Linked DNA regions of Homo sapiens: all the other regions are linked to region 4. The links are chromatin contacts, found by Hi-C or POLR2A ChIA-PET in ENCODE. All regions are on one chromosome and are shown on one strand. The core of a region is the stretch at or near the end of the contact, and the rest is flanking DNA. Distances in the headings are between cores, read along the strand shown. Region 1 overlaps PAK2 (p21 (RAC1) activated kinase 2). Region 2 overlaps PAK2 (p21 (RAC1) activated kinase 2). Region 3 overlaps PAK2 (p21 (RAC1) activated kinase 2). Region 4 has its middle 23 kb from the start of LINC01063.

Region 1 (2,700 bases), core at 88-2,587, 160 kb before region 4:
TAACAGAACAAATAAGCAACAGCTAGATTTCCAAGCTAGGGTACAGAAACCTCTTCAATCCTTAACATGTTGAAAACCCAAATGCATGCAATGGTATTTACCATACTGCTTTTCATTACAGTATCAGAAAGGTCAGAAGGCTTTTTCACGGCTGAGCCAGAGAGACATTTTCATTCATGAGAAGCAATGCTAAATTCTAAGCAAATGACATTACACAGCAACTTTCAGAACACAGCCTTTCCTTACATTTTGGTTATCCTTCGGTGGCTCACGCCTGTAATCTCAGCACTTTGGGAAGCTGAGGCGGGCAGATCACAAGGTCAAGAGATCGAGACCATCCTGGCCAACATGGTGAAACCCCGTCTCTACTAAAAATACAAAAATTAGCCGGTTGTGGTGGTGGGCGCCTGTAGTCCCAGCTACTCGGGAGGCTGAGGCAGGAGAATTGCTTGAACCCGGGAGGCGGAGCTTGCAGTGAGCCGAGATCGTACCACTGCACTCCAGCCTGGGCCACAGAGTGAGATTCCGTCTCAAAAAAAATAAATAAATAAATATTTTTTCTACTGTTCAATGTTAGTATACTATGCAGTAACTTATGTTCTGTACATACTCAGTCTAATAGAACTAAAGAGGAACCACAGCGTTGTGTTTTTCGGAACTTTTTAGTGACTACACACTATCATGCTGAATGAGCTGTCTCAAGGAAATTCCAATTAACATGACGTACCCTTTAAGCAATACTTGCCTGAACAAAACCCTAATTTAATAGTAAACTTGAGTCAGAGATGTCCCTAATGAAATTATTCAAGATGACAACCATGCCGCCACAATTCTAATATACCACGAGTGACTAGATCTCAATAAATATAAGCATGGCCTTGGATACAATACTGATGCCTCTACCAGCTGCTTAGCTGGGGATTTACCACATCATCTCTGGATTTCTCTCAGTCTCTATGTTTTCAGTTGTTGTTGAGTGGAAGAAATTCTATTAGGTTGGTGCAAAAGTAGTTTCTATTACAAGTAATGACAAAAACTGCAATTACTTTTGCACCACCTAATAACTAGCTCCCTAGAGGGTTTCTCTGTGTTCAGTTTTTTTGTTGGGAGAAAGAAGTCAGAATTGGTTAAATATACCTTAATTATCATGCAGAAGTTGACTAAAGGTAACAAGTGCTATGACTCTCCCTGGCTACACATCGTCCTGACTAGCTGCCCATAACCTACAGACTGAGGACTAAACTCTGGCATTAGGGCCACTGAACTCTGAACTGCTGAGTCAATTTCATCTCACGTGACTGCACCATGTCAATCCTATGCCTCATATTCCTCAAATACACCAAAGACTTTCCTGGCCTAAATAATTTTTATGTATCTATTTCTGCATTCTTAGCTTTTCTTTTTCCTTTTATCTACCCAACCAAATCTTTCAAGGCTTAGTGAAAATGATTTCCTTCCTGAGGTCAGTCCTTGCCCAAAAAGATCCCTCACATCCTCTAAACTCGAGTTACACAGGAAAACAAATTCACACGGTATTAAGATTGTAAAGGATTAAGTCATCTAGTCCATCTGCCTTGTTTTATATGTGAAAAAAAACCAACTTACCCAAAAGTAAGTGGTTAGCCTAAAGGCACATAAATCTAATTACTAACAGAACTAAGACTAGAACTCAAGTTTCCTAACAACTCTGAATCTCAGGCTCTTTTTTCTTACTTATGCTAATATACTGGGCCATTCTTCGGCAATGAATTACAACTATAAACCCTTAGTTATTTTATCTGCTTTTCCTACCTAAGACCTCAAGCAATTCAAAGGCAGGTACTGTGCATGTATTAGGCAATGTTTACTGATTTATGGTACCATACTGTGTCCACAGATTTTTTTTGTTGTTGTTTTTTTTTGAGACGGAGTCTCGTTCTGTCCCCAGGCTGGAGTGCAGTGGCGTGATCTCGGCTCACTGTAACCTCTACCTCCTGGATTCTCCTGCCTCAGCCTCCCGAGTAGCTGGGATTACAGGAGTGCGCCACCACGCCCGGCTAATTGAATTTGTTGTTTTGTTTTGCTTTTTTTTGAGATTCTGTCGCCCAGGCTGGAGTGCAGTGGCGTGATCTTGGCTCACTGCAACCTCTGCCTCCTGGATTCAAGCAATTCTCCTGTCTCAGCCTCCCAAGTAGCTGGGAGGCGGATACCACCACGTCTGGCTAATTTTTGTATTTTTGAGTAGAGATGGGGTTTCACTATATTGGTCAGGCTGGTCTCAAACTCCTAACCTCAGGTGATCCACCCACCTCGGCCTCCCAAAGTGCTGGGATTACAAGCATGAGCCACTGTGCCCGGCCTGAACTTGTTTTCTTAATCAAACAGCACTAGACAACATCAACTACCCCATATTAACAAAAATATATTTAGAAAGATTTATACTTTTCCCCTCACAGCTGATTCATGACCTTCAGTTCTCTTTTCCATAAAACAGTATTTTTTGTGTGTGAATTGCTACTTCTGACAGTGTCAAATGCCTGAAAAGTACCAAATGAGACTGTGATAAGGTTCCTTATGTTCATCTTATATGTTAGCCAAAAACAATATTAGGTATAAAAATAATTCATGGTAAAATACTGATTTACCTTATGTTTTGCTTAACCATTAGTAACAAATGTTTTACAAAAAAAAGAGCAAACGGTAAGTAGTGCCTCTCTCTAA
Region 2 (2,875 bases), core at 79-2,578, 140 kb before region 4:
AGTTGGAAGGGGCCGGGTGCGGTGGCTCACACCTGTAATCCCTGCACTTTGGGAGGCCAAGGCAGACGGATCATGAGGTCAAGAGTTCAACACCAGCCAGACCAACACAGTGAAACCCCGTCTCTATTGAAAATACAAAGATTAGCCAGGCATGGTGGTGCTCGCCTGTAACCCCAGCTACTAAGGAGGCTGAGGCAGCAGAATCGCCTGAACCCAGGAGGCGGAGGTTGCAGTGAGCCAAGATCATGCCGCTGTACTCCAGGCTGGCAACAAAGCGAGACTCCGTCTCAAAAAAAAAAAGAAGAAGTCTGGGTGCAGTGGCTCACGCCTGTAATCCCAACACTTTGGGAGGCTGAGGCAGGCGGATCACCTGAGGTCAGGAATTCGAGACCAGCCTGACCAACGTGGAGAAACCCCATCTCTACTAAAAATACAAAATTAGCCAGGCGTGGTGGCACATACCTATAATCCCAGCTACTCAGGAGGCTAAGGCAGGAGAGTCACTTGAACCCGGGAAGTAGAGGTTACAGAGGGCCGAGATTGTGCCACTGCACTCCAGCCTGGGCAGCAAGAGCCAAACTCCATCTCAAAAAAAAAAAAAAAAAAGTCGGAAGAAGAAATGCGTAAACACTCTGAAGTCTAGTTTTTCCTAATTTTGGCCATGAACCCCAAATAGCAATTCAAAATGGAAAAATGGGGAGGGAGGGTCCATAGACATAGGAAAAATTTTCAGCCTCACTAGATTTATCAAACAGATGCAAAATGGAACAAGATACCATTCTCCTACTACCAAAGTGAAAATCTATCAATCTGAGGTAAAATCTTTTATTAAAAGATGAAGGTCAAGACTGATGTTACTACTTAAGTGATTACCTAAGTTTCAAAAAATTGGAACAGGTTTACTCTAGTAAATAATGCTATCAAATCAGAAATCTCCAACGTAGTCTGTCCCAAATCTCCACCAATACAATTTATATGAGATCTTTGAAGGATTTCAATTAGCTTTAAGGTCAACTGTACTGCAAAAAGACTCGTGACCCAGCCATGCTCTGCCTCATAAAACAAAGTTCAATCATCTGCCTAAAAGAACTATGAAGATATCTTGTCTCTCCCTACTAGCCATCGCTTTATTTGGAGACTCAGAGTCGGCTTTGAAGAATCAAAGCAGAATCAAGAATTGGTCAGCCACTCCTTGCTACACAGAGGCAGTTTTTGTGGCAGCCACAGTTCCTTATCTTCTGTGATCTCTCAACATACATTCAGGGAGATTACCAGGCGCAAATTCCAGAAAGCAAACCAGGAAGTGTGTGTCTGCGCCCGTGTGCAGGTAAGGTTCCAGCGGGGCTGTGTAAGGGCAGGAAAACCCGAATGGACACACTGCTTCCTGGGAGGTTTAGTGAAGTAACAAGGAGAGTGTTATGTTGTGGGTGTAAGATCAGAATCAGAAAACCTGTAACAGCAGCACATGCTAGAAATGAGGGCCACTCTCATACATCATCAGTTCAGACTCACAAAGACAGAAACAGGGTAGGGTAAGATCCTACTACCCTAGCCCAGAATACCATATGAAGAGGAATGTCTGTTCATCACTGGAAATCAGGCCGGGAGCTGTGTATTTATCCCTCAGAAATACATCTGAGAAGCGGTTTCATCAGAACTCCAGTCCCCTGGAGAGGCAAGGAAAACACACACACATCTCTGACAAATGCACATGAGACAGGACATAACAGTTACTGTTCAATGGTAAGTAGGCAGTAAGAAATCCAGCACTGATCCTAATAGCAAAAGAAAACCACAAGGAAGATTACCCTTCACACAAAAGCAGAACCTAACTTACAAGGTAAATTACTTCAGGAACTTCCAGTCACAATTTAGCAAATGACACAAAACAGGAGTATATGGAGAGAAGAAACCAGGATGAGATAAGATAATTTAAGAAAAGTGAGATAAATTTTAAAAGGATACTAAGAAATTAAGATTGCAATAGCAGAAATAAAGCCAACATTAGAAGTGAAAAAGAAAAATCAAACGAGTGGTAAAAAAGGGCAAACTTTTGAGCAGTTCACATAGGGGACAGAAATGGTGAGCCAACCTAATAATTACATGTGTTTTCAAGGAAGGAAACAGAACAATTGAAACAAAAGTAATCACCAAAAGTATTATTGGAAATTTTTTAAAAAGCACCAAGTACAAAGATCATAAGGAACTAATGTTTCAGGCAACATTAGTGAACATGTACAAGACAGAATCTGTCAAAATATTTTTAAAAAAAGAAAAAGGAAAATTCCTACCACCATCCAGGCACAGGAAAAAAACAAAATGATTAATGCAAGGCGATAGAACAACATCAACAGAATTTCTGAGGGAAGTTAGCAATCTAAATCATTAAATGTGGCTTCCAGGTACTCCTAGTGAAAATACTAGCTGAAAATGTACACTAGATGGTATACATGACTAATGAATTTAAATGTAAAACAGAAAGCTGGCAATGAGCAATGAATTCACATAAACAAGGTTTCAATAACTTGTGTTAATACTAAATGTAATTAGCGAGATAAAAGAAATAATTAGGCCAGGTGTGGTGGCTCTCACCTGCAATCCCAGCACTTAGGGAGGCTGGGGCAGGAAGATAGGATCACGTGAGCCCAGAAATTAGGCGGGTGTGGTGGCATGTGCCTGTAGTCCCAGCTACTCAGGCGGCTGAGATGGGAGGACTGCCTGAAAGACTGCAGCAAGCTGAGGTTGCACCACTGCACTCCAAACTGGGCAACCTTCTTATATCTGAAGATTATAAGATTTTTTTCTCAGGCCCGGCGCGGTGGCTCACACCTGCAATCCCAGCACTTTGGGAGGCTGAGGCGGGCGGATCACGAGG
Region 3 (2,978 bases), core at 60-2,559, 180 kb before region 4:
CCTCCACTTAATTGTCATTAGTCAGATCTTTTAACTGTTATCTTTTCTCTCATATTTTCCATCTTTGTATTTCTGTTTAATTCTTTGAGAGAATTTTCTTTTCTTTTTTTATTTGAGACAGAGTCTTGCACTGTTGCCCAGGCTGGAGTGCAATGGCGCAATCTTGGCTCACTGCAACCTCCGCCTCCCAGGTTCAAGTGATTCTCCTGCCTCAGCCTCCTGAGTAGCTGGGATTACAGGTGTACGCCACCGAGCCCAGCTAATTTTTGTATTTTTAGTAGAGATGGGATTTCACCATGTTGACCAGGCTGGTTTCGAACTTCTGATCTCAAGTGATCCACCCACCTTGGCTTCCCAAAGTGCTGGGATTACAGGTGTGAGCCACCGCTCCAGCAGGGAGAATTTTCTTGATTATCTTCCACTCTTCTTTCTATTGCTATCTTTTGTTTGTTTTGGTAATTTTAAATGTTGATATTCCAAGAACTGTTTTCCATTGTTCTCTGATCATTCTTTCTCTGCGAACTCTTTTCTTGTTTCATGGATTCCTCTATCTCCTCTCTTTGACGATTATACAGTATGTGTGTATGCACAGGCTGCAGTTTGGGGTTTTTTTTCTCCTTACACTGTCTATTTCTTTTAAGTTCCTGTTTTTATCCCTATTGTTTTGGACTCTCCCTCTCATTTATAAAGGGTTTTTCATAAATGTCGGGTGATCCTGTACTGTCTACTCATATAGAAAGTATTAAAAAGCTAACTGGGAGTTAAGCCAACCTTAACACTAAAGATAAGGACAGCATGCATGCAAGGTACCTAAAGTATTTTTTTCCCCAGGCCATTGTTTATCCAGAGAAAAATCTTCCAATCTCCTGTCTGAGGCTGTGAGTCAGGCTGCAGGTATTCTGAAAGCAGGATGGGGAAAGGAGTTGAAAATGCTGACTTGCATGAAGTCACCTGCTTTATTCTGGTGCTTCAACTTTTCCTGACTCCCCTGATAAGAACAGAGGCTTCTGTGGTTTAAATTCTCTGGAAATAAATGTAAATCCCAGTTTATTCTTTTTTCCTTCCGGAGGATGGGGATAACACTTACATGGATGTGTGGGGTGTAAAGGAGGAGTCCTGGGGGGCCTTTGACACTTTCGATGTTGATTTTCAACTAATCCCCCTTCTCCTCAGCATGTGTAGTGCATCCTACCCCCACTCCGACACAGTGTCGTGTGCCTCTAAATCTTGAGCTTCCAGAATTTCTACAAGGGAAACTTGTTTCCCTTCTCACAGATTCCCCTCTGCAAACGCTTAGGTTATGTGTTTCTCTGTCCTGCTGAGTCAGGTGCCAATTTTCCACCACTTCTGCCTTCCAAATGTGTACTGAAGCCTCTTTCACAATACTGTCTCCTCTCTTTTTCTCTTTGACCGTGTGTGTGTGTGTGTATATATATATATTTTTTTCTGTCATTTTAGTTGGGTCTTGGGAGGGAGAGTAAATAGAATGCTTCTGTATGTGGTCAACATGCTGTGTTTAACCAGAAGATTCTTCTAATATCAAAGAGTTAAAAATCATGCTGTTTGATAAGTCTATACATATAAGACTGGAAATGTTACCGTATGCTCTTCTTTGTTTACAAAGATACTACTAGTTTAGTATTGGTAGGAAACACAATAATACTTATTTAACTAGTAATGAGGGATTTATGCTCAAATGTCCATCTCCTCTCTAGGCATGTAACTTAAAAGAGATCTGGTCACAGTGAGAGGGAAGGGAATGCTGGTTATGGACAGGAGCAGAGGGAAAGGAAACTGTTAAGCCTGGATTCTCTTTACTGAAACACAATTATTAATACGTCTATCATAAATTACCTCTCTCTCAATTTTCACTAGACTTTGAGTAATTTGAGGTCGTGCACTCAACATTTCTTTATGTCCCTTGGCTTCTAACGGAATACCCTACATACAGGAGAAATTATTTATTAGTTAACGATAAACTAGTAGTTTACAATTTAATGTACTATGATTATATGTGTTCTTTCTTTTAAAAAAATCTGCTCAGCATCCTACTTTTGGAAACTTCCCTCACCTTTCCTCTATGCAGATAGTTGGGAAAGATGCCATTTTCTTACACGACTATGGTCACAGATGACTGGTCCGAGGTGGGCACCTAACTCAAGCCAGGTCAGCACAGCTTCCCACACACCCTCCAGCAACTGGTGCAGGGGCAGCCACCTGAGCAGCTAAGCCAGACTCGGCTCCCTGAGAATCAGTCTATCACTAGTGTCTGAAGTTGTAAGAAACTGAGCCCAGGAATTCTATTTCTTTTTTTTTTTTTTTGACGGAGTCTCGCTCTGTCGCCCAGGTTGGAGTGCGGTGGCGCGATCACAGCTCCACTGCAAGCTCCGCCTCCTGGGTTCCCGCCATTCTCCTGCCTCAGCCTCCCGAGTAGCTGGGACTACAGGGGCCCGCCACCACGCCTGGCTAACTTTTTGTATTTTTAGTAGAGACGGGGTTTCACCTTGTTAGCCAGGATGGTCTTGATCTCCTGACCTCGTGATCCACCTGCCTCGGCCTCCCAAAGTGCTGGGATTACAGGCGTGAGCCACCACGCCCGGCCCAGGAATTATATTTCTTAACACATAAAGAAAAAACATTCTGAAATAAGAAATATAAAATAAGAAAAAAATATAAAAAGAAGGGTGAGAGATAACATATCTAGCAAGAGTATTCCTGGTTCCTGTTGTGTCTAAGGCCTAGTCATATTCTTCAACTTGGAAACGTTAAGAGTTTAGAGAAATATATTAAAGTTTCATATATGATAGGAGTATAGAGTAAAAAGTTAAAGGAAAAACACAAAAACGATTAAGCAGAACTTGAGATAGAGCCACATTAGATCATTCAAAATAAACATAAAATCCTAAAAATCTGTTCAATGCCATTTGTTTTTACATAACACACATACAGGTACTCTCTGTATTTTAATAGTCTCAATG
Region 4 (2,703 bases), core at 75-2,574:
AAGCCAACTTGTCCCAACACCTAATCCTTTGGCTGAAATTCAAGCAACATGCCCATGAGACAAGGGCCAAAGTGCTCTTGAAAAAGAGCTAGTAATGATAAATAATGTTTTAAAAACACTCCACCATAAATGCAAACTTTTCACATTATTATCTTACTTGAGTATCTCACGTCTGTGAGGTATTTATTTTTATTATATTTTAGAGACAAGGCGCCACTCTGTCACCATACTAGAGTCTAGTGGCACGATCACAGCTCACTGCAGCCTCCACCTTCTGGGCTCAAGGGATCCTCCTGCCTCAGCCTCCCAAGTAGCTAGGATTACAGGCATGCACCACTATGCCCAGCTAATTCTTATTTTTTGTGGAGATGGGGTCTTACTTTGTTGCCCAGGCTGGTCTCAAACTCCTGGCCTCAAGCAATCCTCCAGCCTTGGCCTCCCAAAGTGTTGAGATTACAGGCATGAGCCACTGCGCCCGTCCTCTGTGAGATATTTATGAAAGGCATTATTAATACCCATTTATAGATAACAAAACTGAGGGCCGGGCGTGGTGGCTCACGCCTGTAATCCCAGCACTTTGGGAGGCCGAGGCGGGCAGATCACGAGGTCAGGAGATCGAGACCATCCTGGCTAACACGGTGAAACCCCGTCTCTACTAGAAATACAAAAAAATTAGCCGGGCATGGTGGTGGGCACCTGTAGTCCCAGCTACTCGGGAGGCTGAGGCAGGAGAATGGCATGAACCCGGGAGGTGGAGCTTGCAGTAAGCTGAGATCACGCCACTGCACTCCAGCCTGGGCAACAGAGTGAGACTCTGTCTCAGAAAAAAAAAAGAAAAGAAAACTGAGGCCCAGAGAAGGCAAGTGACTTGCCCAAAATTAACTATGTGACCTCTAACCTAGTTCAACCACGCCCAAGATGATAAACTCCCATGTACATGTTTGTCACCTTGGCCATGGTGGGACTAGGTTAGAGGTCACACAGTTACCACGCTGCCTCTACTGTGGTACACCTAGATACCGAGATAGTATAAGGGCATTGTAACAGTGGATTTCAGGGAGAAGCAGTGAGAAGGTCCTAGGATCACATTTTTGGGGATTTCTGCAAAACTACCCCTCATTACAGTGTTTTGATCCCCAGCCCCCCAGGTCCTACCCCCAGGCATTCCTTCTCCACATGCCATGCGGGTGTGGACAAAGCTATAGACCAGATTGCAGGTGGGTGTCTATGTTCTCATCCAGTCTAGCAAGTGAGTGGGGAACATAGAGATGTGTAAGAAATTGTGAGAGGCCTTTGCCTTCCGGGTGATGATAGTCTTGGAGATCAGTGTGATGCCTCTGGGGTAGGTGAGGAACTGGGGGAGCCAACCAGCTTTTCCCTTCCCTTATGCTGTGTTTCTTATTTCCAGAAATATTCTTATTACTAGAAGGTGATTATTTGGCCAGACCTATACTCCTGACCATTGGGAAAAAAATGGGAAAATGTTGGACATGAAGGAAGGGAAAGAGAAGAGTGAGAGAAACTAGAACATTTATGGCCGAAGCAGAGGATAAGAAATTAGGAAAAAGCAAAGAAAAAAAAGCCAGGTCCTCAATAGTATTGAGTGCATCTTCCTCCTTCCAAAATAAACGGCTGCCAGCTTTAGAGAAAACATATTTGTGGCTCAACTCACCACAGGTGCGGGTTTGACTCTGAAGTGGGACTGAGGAACTAGTTTACTTTTTCCATTCCATGTGTTTCCTCATGCAAGCTCCTCCCCACAGGGCACCCCTTGGCACCCCACCCTCCCCTGGGCACCTGACATGTGCCGCTGCTGCCCCCTGCTGGGAGAACACTGTTGGATCCCGGGGAGAGGGACTCCTTTCAGAGTGGCCACATCAGGGGCAGGAGAGGAGGGGACTTTGAAGGGTAAGTGATAAAACAGAGCATTTAAATATAGCCAGACACTAAAATCTTTTCACAAAATGTCTGAAACGTCTGGCTTATAATCAGCATACAGGCCTGTGAAAAGGGGTCAAGGAAGTATAAGGTGGTTGGGTACCCACCTGAGATGGAAGCCTTTTAATGAGGCCTAGACTACCCATCTCCTCCCTTTGGTATATCTGAAGCATTTTAGCCTTCTTAAAGCACAATGTTTATTAAGTGGTAAAAAAATTATTCAAAGACTACATGGCTAAGATAATAAGCTTCATACTCTTCGACAACTGTTTTCTTCCCTTTTATTCCAAAGTCCACAAACTGACCCCAACTTACCTCTTTATTTCTGTCTCCCACTATTCTTCCTTGCACAGGCTGTGACCTATGTTGTCTTCTACCAACTCCCCCTGCACACACACTTATAGCTCTATAAATAACACACATTATAACAAAGTTATGAAACAAGAACTAACAAAAATGAAACAAGAACAGGTAAATATTTTTAAAGCCAATAACCTCATCATTGTATTTTTTATTCTTTGAATTCTGTGCTGTGTGCCTATGTTTCATATTCAAAAATAGTAAATTCATTAGTTTATTTTTAAATGAGAAAAAAATGGGTTAGAAATCTTACGAACATGACATATGTTTAATGACTTTTAAAATCTAATAGAATAAACTCCATACTGAGCACAAAGAGAAAATTTGTGAATTAACACAAGACAGAGCAGTAAACACGATAAAGACATTTTTTCAAGTAAAAAATATGTGACATCAGCTAGGCAA

Evidence for each region. Hi-C counts contacts between places; a loop is a spot of excess contacts on that map. ChIA-PET counts read pairs that join two places held with the same protein, here RNA polymerase II (POLR2A). Pooled maps may share reads with other maps.
Region 1: a pooled map shows a loop between it and region 4 (2.0-fold over the local background). The contact joins two enhancer-like sites. A Hi-C loop is called at or near these places in 1 of 50 pooled maps. POLR2A ChIA-PET finds 5 or more read pairs at or near these places in 2 of 52 experiments (GM12878 and H1).
Region 2: a loop to region 4 is called in a pooled map, with 1.9 times the contacts of the local background. The contact joins two enhancer-like sites. A Hi-C loop is called at or near these places in 1 of 168 maps with a recorded cell type or tissue (B cell), 2 of 37 single-sample maps with no recorded cell type and 5 of 50 pooled maps. POLR2A ChIA-PET finds 5 or more read pairs at or near these places in 14 of 52 experiments (AG04450, CD4-positive, alpha-beta T cell, CD8-positive, alpha-beta T cell and 9 more).
Region 3: a loop to region 4 is called in a map of PC-9, with 5 times the contacts of the local background. The contact joins two enhancer-like sites. A Hi-C loop is called at or near these places in 1 of 168 maps with a recorded cell type or tissue (PC-9), 4 of 37 single-sample maps with no recorded cell type and 10 of 50 pooled maps. POLR2A ChIA-PET finds 5 or more read pairs at or near these places in 2 of 52 experiments (H1 and activated CD4-positive, alpha-beta T cell).

The regions. Positions count from the first base shown.
Region 1 is chr3:196,773,233-196,775,932 of GRCh38, reverse strand. All of the region lies in intron 1 of PAK2 (p21 (RAC1) activated kinase 2), which reads right to left. Among named protein-coding and RNA genes, the nearest start is that of PAK2, 35 kb to the right of the region's middle. Within about 2 kb of position 1,337, at least 5 of the 41 ENCODE cell types and tissues checked have a DNase peak (open chromatin) inside an H3K27ac peak, as active enhancers do.
Region 2 is chr3:196,753,189-196,756,063 of GRCh38, reverse strand. All of the region lies in intron 1 of PAK2 (p21 (RAC1) activated kinase 2), which reads right to left. Among named protein-coding and RNA genes, the nearest start is that of PAK2, 15 kb to the right of the region's middle. Within about 2 kb of position 1,328, at least 2 of the 41 ENCODE cell types and tissues checked have a DNase peak (open chromatin) inside an H3K27ac peak, as active enhancers do.
Region 3 is chr3:196,791,267-196,794,244 of GRCh38, reverse strand. All of the region lies in intron 2 of PAK2 (p21 (RAC1) activated kinase 2), which reads right to left. Among named protein-coding and RNA genes, the nearest start is that of PAK2, 53 kb to the right of the region's middle. Within about 2 kb of position 1,309, at least 5 of the 41 ENCODE cell types and tissues checked have a DNase peak (open chromatin) inside an H3K27ac peak, as active enhancers do.
Region 4 is chr3:196,608,577-196,611,279 of GRCh38, reverse strand. No RefSeq gene overlaps it. Among named protein-coding and RNA genes, the nearest start is that of LINC01063, 23 kb to the left of the region's middle. Within about 2 kb of position 1,324, at least 7 of the 41 ENCODE cell types and tissues checked have a DNase peak (open chromatin) inside an H3K27ac peak, as active enhancers do.